2 separate regions of the Mus musculus genome follow, and region 2 is linked to region 1. The links are chromatin contacts, found by Hi-C or POLR2A ChIA-PET in ENCODE. All regions are on one chromosome and are shown on one strand. The core of a region is the stretch at or near the end of the contact, and the rest is flanking DNA. Distances in the headings are between cores, read along the strand shown.

Region 1 (3,273 bases), core at 481-2,980:
AACCTCTCAACCTGTAAGCCAGCTCCAATTAAATGTTGTCTTTTATAAGACTTGCCTTGGTCATGGTGTCTGTTCACAGCGGTAAAACCCTAACTGAGACACTAACCTAACACTTCAAGGACAAGTAGGTAGAGAATAGACCTGTGACTCTTCCGAGAACAGGCCCCCTTACTCCTTTAACATGTATGTCTCACATTTCAGAATAAATTTTTTAATTTCACTGCAAAGCAGAGTCACTCCTTTGTGTTAAAATGTGATGTAAAGTCCTTTTTGTGTGACACTGATGCAACCATGCCTGCTTATCAAGGCAAGTTTTTTAAAGACTTTCTGTATGTGTATACGTGTTCTGCCTGCACATTTGTGTGTGCACCACATGTGCCCCATAGCCAAGGAAGTCAGAAAAGTGTATTCCAATCCCCTGGAACAAAGCAGGATTTAGGGAAGGTTGCAAGTCACCAACTGTGTGCTGGGAACCAATCCAGGTCCCTCTGCAAGAGCAATAAGTGCTCTTACCTGTGAGCCGCCTCTCCAGCCCGAACGAGGCTTTAACTTTAAAAAGTGTCCTTTAACGCTATGTCTGGCTCCACTGTTATCTCCTGTTTTGAAAACTTCTGCCTCAGACTATCATGTCATGTCGCCTGTCAAGCTTCTACTCCAGAGGGTTACAGAACTGCCTCTAGTTACATCCTATGTAAGAGGATGCATCTGAGATGTCTGAATTTCTTTCTTTTCAGCCACCAGGAGCTATCCATCAAGTCTCCCCACTCTGAGTTGTCAGTTTCTCAGTGCTGTCTATGCTAAGTGCACACTACCACTGAGCCACACTTCCAGTACCACCAACGGAGTCTTTGATGTCATCCCTAAACTGACTCTATCCTGTTATCCGTATCCTCTTAGCTTGATCTCCAGTCCAACTGTTGGGATTTACTGATTCTGTGCAGAAAGAGCAGCAAATGTGCTCATGAGATTAACAAAAGACCCAAGAGCATTTGTAGCAGTTACAGTATTCTGTTCATAATAGTCTTTTTCCGATTTACTGTATATGTGTGACCACTTTGCCTGCATGTACATCATGCACGTCTAGCCAGAAATGGGCCATCTTCGGGGTGAGACTTGGGGCAATCACTTACTTCCCAGATATACAGATTTCTAAGAGGAATCAGAACTTTCCTCCAGGAGTGAGGCTAGGTCGTCTTTTTTAGGTTCCTCACATCACTATGAAAACTCTTGTCTCTCCCCTTAGTGGGCATTCTCCCGATGTAACTAGCCCAGTGGTTTCCTGGTTTTGACTTCGGGCCGGTTAGGGGGCCTCTCACCTCACTCCTCTCAGCCCGGGACAAACCGCACTAGGCTGGGAGCGCATTTCTGCTGCTGTCTGGTCTCCCGCCCACCAGCAGCCCTGAGGCTCGGCCCGGGTAGCGTCCTCAGGCTGAAGAGCGGCGCAGGGGGCGGGCGTCGCGGACTCTGGTCACCCGCGCCCAGCTCTCCCTCCATGGTGCCCGGCCCTCGCACAGGCCCCTCGGCTCACCTGCAGCTGAGGGTAGCACCCAAGGCGCCCCGGCCACCAGCACCAGGGCCGCCGCGCCCACGACAGCGAGCATCGTCTTGGGAGGCCGGGCGGCGGCTCACATTCTCCTCCTTCTCCTCAGCAGCACCGCGGAGCTGGAGACTACCTCTGGGCAGCTAGGCCCTCCGCGACGCCCCGCCCCCTCCAGCGCCCCGCCCCTTCCGTGAACGCCCCCGCCCCTCCACCCAGCACAGCTTCTCCGCTGACGCCACGCTCTCTCCGCGAGCAAGCGGCTCGGAAAGTACCGGGCGCGGTCCAGTCAAGGCCTGGGGACTTTGAGGTCCCTGCCACGCTCCGCCCCCACTTCCGGAAAGACTGCCCAGCATTGTCCTTAGACTCCTGAGAGGAAAGCGGGGTGCAGTCAGTGCGCCTGCGCAGCCCCTCCTCCTTCCGGGCTCAGCTTCCTGTTTTTGTCCGGAGGGGGTTCGGAGGCGTTGCCCCGGGGGTTACTAGTCCACTGGCTCGAATCCTGGTGTGGGGATCCCTGGAGGCCGTGGATCAAATGACTCTGGGACCTGGAAGGCGCCGGCAACACTTTTATCTCAACTGCACAAGATCTTTATACTTGATTCCCTGATTTTGTGGGATGGTTTGCTGTTGTGACTCGCTCAATCTTTGGGTTTTGAATTATGCAGCGTTTGGATCTTTTGTCTAATAATGTGGTTTTAGGCTGGTTTTATGTGTATGAGTGTTTTGCATGCATGCATGCATGCATATATGTGCACCGTACATATATGCGTGCCTGGTACCCATGGAGGCCAGTAGAGCGCAGATACCCTGGTATTAAAGTTACTGATCTTCCGAGCTACCATGTTTGTACGCCAGTCCTCTGCACGTGCCCTTAAACCACTGAGCCCTCTCTCTACCCCCTTAACTCCGTCTCTGTCTGATTACTATCTTATAAAGAAACTTATTTGTTGGGCCGGGCGTGGTGGCGCACGCCTTTAATCCCAGCACTCGGGAGGCGGAGGCAGGCGGATTTCTGAGTTCGAGGCCAGCCTGGTCTACAAAGTGAGCTCCAGGACAGCCAGGCCTATACAGAGAAACCCTGTCACGAAAAACCAAAAAAAGAAAAAAAAAAAAAAAAAAGTAAGAAACTTATTTGTTATGCCGGGCGTGGTGGCACATGCCTTTAATCCCAGCACTTGGGAGGCAGAGGCAGGCGGTTTCTGAGTTCGAGGCCAGCCTGGACTAGAGAGTGAGTTCCAGGACAGCCAAGGCTCCACACACAAACCCTGTCTCAAAAAAAAAAAAAAGAGTTCCTCTCTGCTTCCTCACCATCATTCGTCAGATTTCTTGTCAGCCATTCTGACTAGGGTGGGGTAGAATGGCAAAGCAGTGTCAGTGTGCATTTTGCTGGTGGCTCAGGACATTAAGTTCTTTAAAGATAGTTACTGGGTGCATATTTCAGCGTTTGAAAACTGTGTTCGATTTATTGGGCCATTTGTTCCTGGTAGATTCATTTCCTTATTTTCTGAAGTTCTTTATGAATTTGAGATATCAGAGCCTTGTCTGAGGTATAGCTGGACAGGCTTTTTGCCCATCCTGTAGCCTGTGTGATGCACAGATAGTCTCCCTTGATGTTCAGCTCTGTAACTTCATGAATCTACTAATCCCATCTGTTGAGACTTGGGGTTAGTTACCATTCAGAAAGTTCTTGCCTCCCCAGTGTCATGAACAGTATTTCCAGTGTTTTTGGCTACAAG
Region 2 (3,273 bases), core at 215-2,714, 62 kb before region 1:
TTCTTTTAAAAAAAAAGTGTGAAAATTTCGCGTTAAGAGTGGCATGAGAGTCTAAGAAATTTACAAAAGGCTACCATTTTCAAAATATCTAAGGATCCAATTTGTTGTTAATGAGCCACAGACCACGACTTTTGTGGAGCATAATAAAAAGTTAATCATTAGAAAAATGTCTGTTGTAAAGTTTCTAAATACGCCTATCAACTTCTGAACACATAGTTCACAGACATCTCAGACAATCGCAGGCTCTCCTCCAAAGGAGACCTGTGTGTGTGGGTGTGTCAGACACAGATTGCTCAAGGCAAAATGGGGAACATCAGAGCCAGGGTTTAAAGTCTTTGTCTGACTCCAGGAGAACAAGTTAACTGCGTAACCCACTCATCCTCCTGTGCTCCTCTGCCCTTAAGGAGAAAGGGAACTTAAGGGCCTTTGCAGGGATGCTGACAGAGGACCAACTAACTCCTCAACACCACTTCCAATGGGAGGGAACGTCCCAATTCGTAGGCTTATTTAACTAATGGCCAAACTATAAAAAAAACAAAATAAACAACAACAGCAAGACCCACTGAGTAAACCAAGCCGGCCCGGCCGGCCAGAAACTTCAGGACCCCTTTTTCTCATCCTGAGTTCTGTGTTTTCACAAGGGTGCACCCCACTACCACTGTGGACTCCAGATATCCAAGCTTTGATATGATCTCTGCACGGGAAAGAACCCAGCAAAATATAATCACGTAGGAAGAATGTTCTTGGTTAGTGATGTCTTTCTTTTGTTGGTTTTGATGACTGGCTCATAAATACAGTCAGGTTGGTGACAAAAGTGGGAAGTTGAACCCCGGTAAAGGGCTGTGTGGGCGGAGTAGGATAGAGCTGAGATTAAAAGTGTGCCTCAGCTGACCCTCTGTCCCCATACACTGGAGGGGACACAGGCATTTCTGCTCCCCATCTATAAGATCCCGAGGAACTGAGTACGAGGATTTTATAGGCTGCCCAGACAAATACTGGTCCTGCCCGTCAGCTGATCTCCCTGGCACCAAGGAGCCAAAGACGAACTGGGCTCTCCACCTCCAGGCCTGGAATTCCCCGTGGTCCACGCTACACTCACTGCAGCTCCCTCTTGCAGATTCCTCCTGGTCGGTGCCCCGTCCGATCGCGGTCACCCGCAGATCGGGAACGACTGCAGAACCCCACCCTGTGCCGGGTGCAAGCTCCCGGAGCCACCCACGCGCGGACGCGACACCCAGGAGAGCCCGAGGAGTCGGGGGTGGGGTGGGGGGTCTCCTGGGTCGCGCTTACCTGGCGAGGACGCCGCGGCACCGAGCCCACAGAGCAGCAGCGACGGCAGCCACAGTGGCAAAGGCCGCATGGCCCGGGCGGCCCGGGACCGCGGGGTGGACGCCGCTCAGACTCGCACCGCAGCGGCCATGGCGAGCCGAGCGCCCGCCTCTTCCCCAGCCTAGCCGCAGAGCCGCCTCGCCCCGCCTGCGTCCCGCCCCGCCCCCACCGCGCCCGGCCCCGCCCCCGCCCGGCCCGTGGGGACTTTCCCCGGTGTTCCCGGGAACCGCGGCCCCCGCAGCCCAGCACACAGCCCCGGTGACTCCGGCCACACCTCGCCGAGCCGACCTCCAATGTGTGGCCAGAGATCTCTAGTACCATCCTTCTGGAGAGACCCGTGGACACCCATCCCCACCCTACCCCACCCCACTTCGGACTCCCGCCACGTACGATTTAAGGACCCATTTATTTTGAATTCTGTTCTCTTTAATGACCGGAAAGATCGTGCTAAGCTTTGAATCCTTTTAAGCAAAGGGCTACTTAAGGGTATAGCAGAGAGGACCCTCTAGGCCGTGGTGTCACAGAGGAAGAAAAGCTAGAGGAACTGTACTGGTTGCTTAATAGTCTGTGGGTTTGGCCCTCTGTGGCTGTGAAGCTACGAGGAAGTGACCCCAGAGCAGGGCAGGGATAGGCTCCCAGCCTGAGCCTTCCCCAGTGGCCAGCCTGTTGGCAGAGACGTTCACACCTCGGCCACAAAAAAGGGGGCAACGAAAGGAATGGTTAGAGGGAGACAAGAGTCAAAGAAAGGGGTCATCGAACCGCAGCTATTGCTCCTAACCGCTGAGGCCTCAGTCTTAGGAAGCCACTTTAAACTGTAGTTGAAGCTGGCCTTGAACTTCACAGATCCTCACATCTCTACCTCTCAGGGGTTAGTCGTGGGCCCCCAAACCCTTCCCTTGTGCCTGTGGCTCCAGAAGTTGGCCTGTTATAAAAATACGTGATGAAATTATCTAGCAAAAATTTGAACTATGACTTGAGAATTTCAAGACCCAGAAATGTACTTACATGCCAAGGAGAAGAGGAGGGCTGTGGGGATCCTCTCAACAGGACGTGTTGAAAACCGCAGAGGAGAGAAAACCTAACCACACAGGCTGTGGATTATAAGTATACCCCTCTGAGTGCCCCGTGCCCTGCCCCCGGCATGTTTTATTTTTATGAGACAGGGTAAGGAAAAGGACTCAGCTAAAGCCACGAAGGACCTGTGATCACTAAGCTTTTCAGCCTGTGGTCTTGACCCCAAATGGTAAGCCTTTGGAAGTGCTACTACTGCCTCACCCCACTCCCTACCACACCCCTGTCTAGAATCTCCCTCCCTCAGCACAGTGCTAAGGGCATATTCCCTGGATCTGTACCCCATGCCTCAAGCATACAACCCCCCAAAGACAAGCGTTTCTCTCCTTTCCCCAAGGCAACTTTGTCAGGGCAAGGCCAGCTAGGTGCTGGCATCCACTCTCTTGCCCTTCCTGCCTAGAGGAACCCTGATGTCGTTGATAGCTGAGTCTTCTGTTGAGATCTGGCAGCTGGCAGCGGAAGATAACAGGAACTCCGGTCTGGCATTTCCTGTGTGTGTAGCACTCCTGGCTCTGTCTGTCCCTCTGAGCAACTGCTTTGATTGTGCTGTGTGCCGCCATTTCTGTGTTCTCTCTCTTACCTCCCCATTGCTTCTCCCCTTTGGAGGTAGGCTTATTGTGGACACAGCAAAAGACTAAACCTTAGGGTGTTTTATTTGCATCTTCCAAAACCATGAGAGCAAAGACTGGTCCCAGCACTGCATGAACACAATCACAATGCTTTCAAAAATATTTATGTGTGTGTGTGTGTGTGTGTGTGTGTGTGTGTGTGTGTGTGTGTGTGCAGGGCCCTGTGGAGATTATCACCTCCCAGGAAGTGAAGTTACATATGGCTGTGAGGTCCTGGAATTCTGGGCCTTTGCAAGAGCATCAG

Evidence for each region. A loop is a pair of places that touch in the nucleus more often than their neighbours do. ChIA-PET counts read pairs that join two places held with the same protein, here RNA polymerase II (POLR2A).
Region 2: POLR2A ChIA-PET joins it to region 1 with 11 read pairs in Patski. The contact joins the promoter of Ifngr2 here to the promoter of Ifnar1 in region 1. A Hi-C loop is called at or near these places in 1 of 37 maps with a recorded cell type or tissue (T-helper 2 cell). POLR2A ChIA-PET finds 5 or more read pairs at or near these places in 2 of 5 experiments (Patski and embryonic stem cell).

What each region holds. Positions count from the first base shown.
Region 1 is chr16:91,483,672-91,486,944 of GRCm38, reverse strand. Ifnar1 (interferon (alpha and beta) receptor 1) reads right to left here and starts at 1,730. Exons shown (of 11, transcript NM_010508.2): 1 at 1,529-1,730. The coding sequence starts at 1,601.
Region 2 is chr16:91,545,250-91,548,522 of GRCm38, reverse strand. It overlaps Ifngr2 (interferon gamma receptor 2), which reads right to left and starts at 1,464. Exons shown (of 7, transcript NM_008338.4): 1 at 1,291-1,464. The coding sequence starts at 1,360.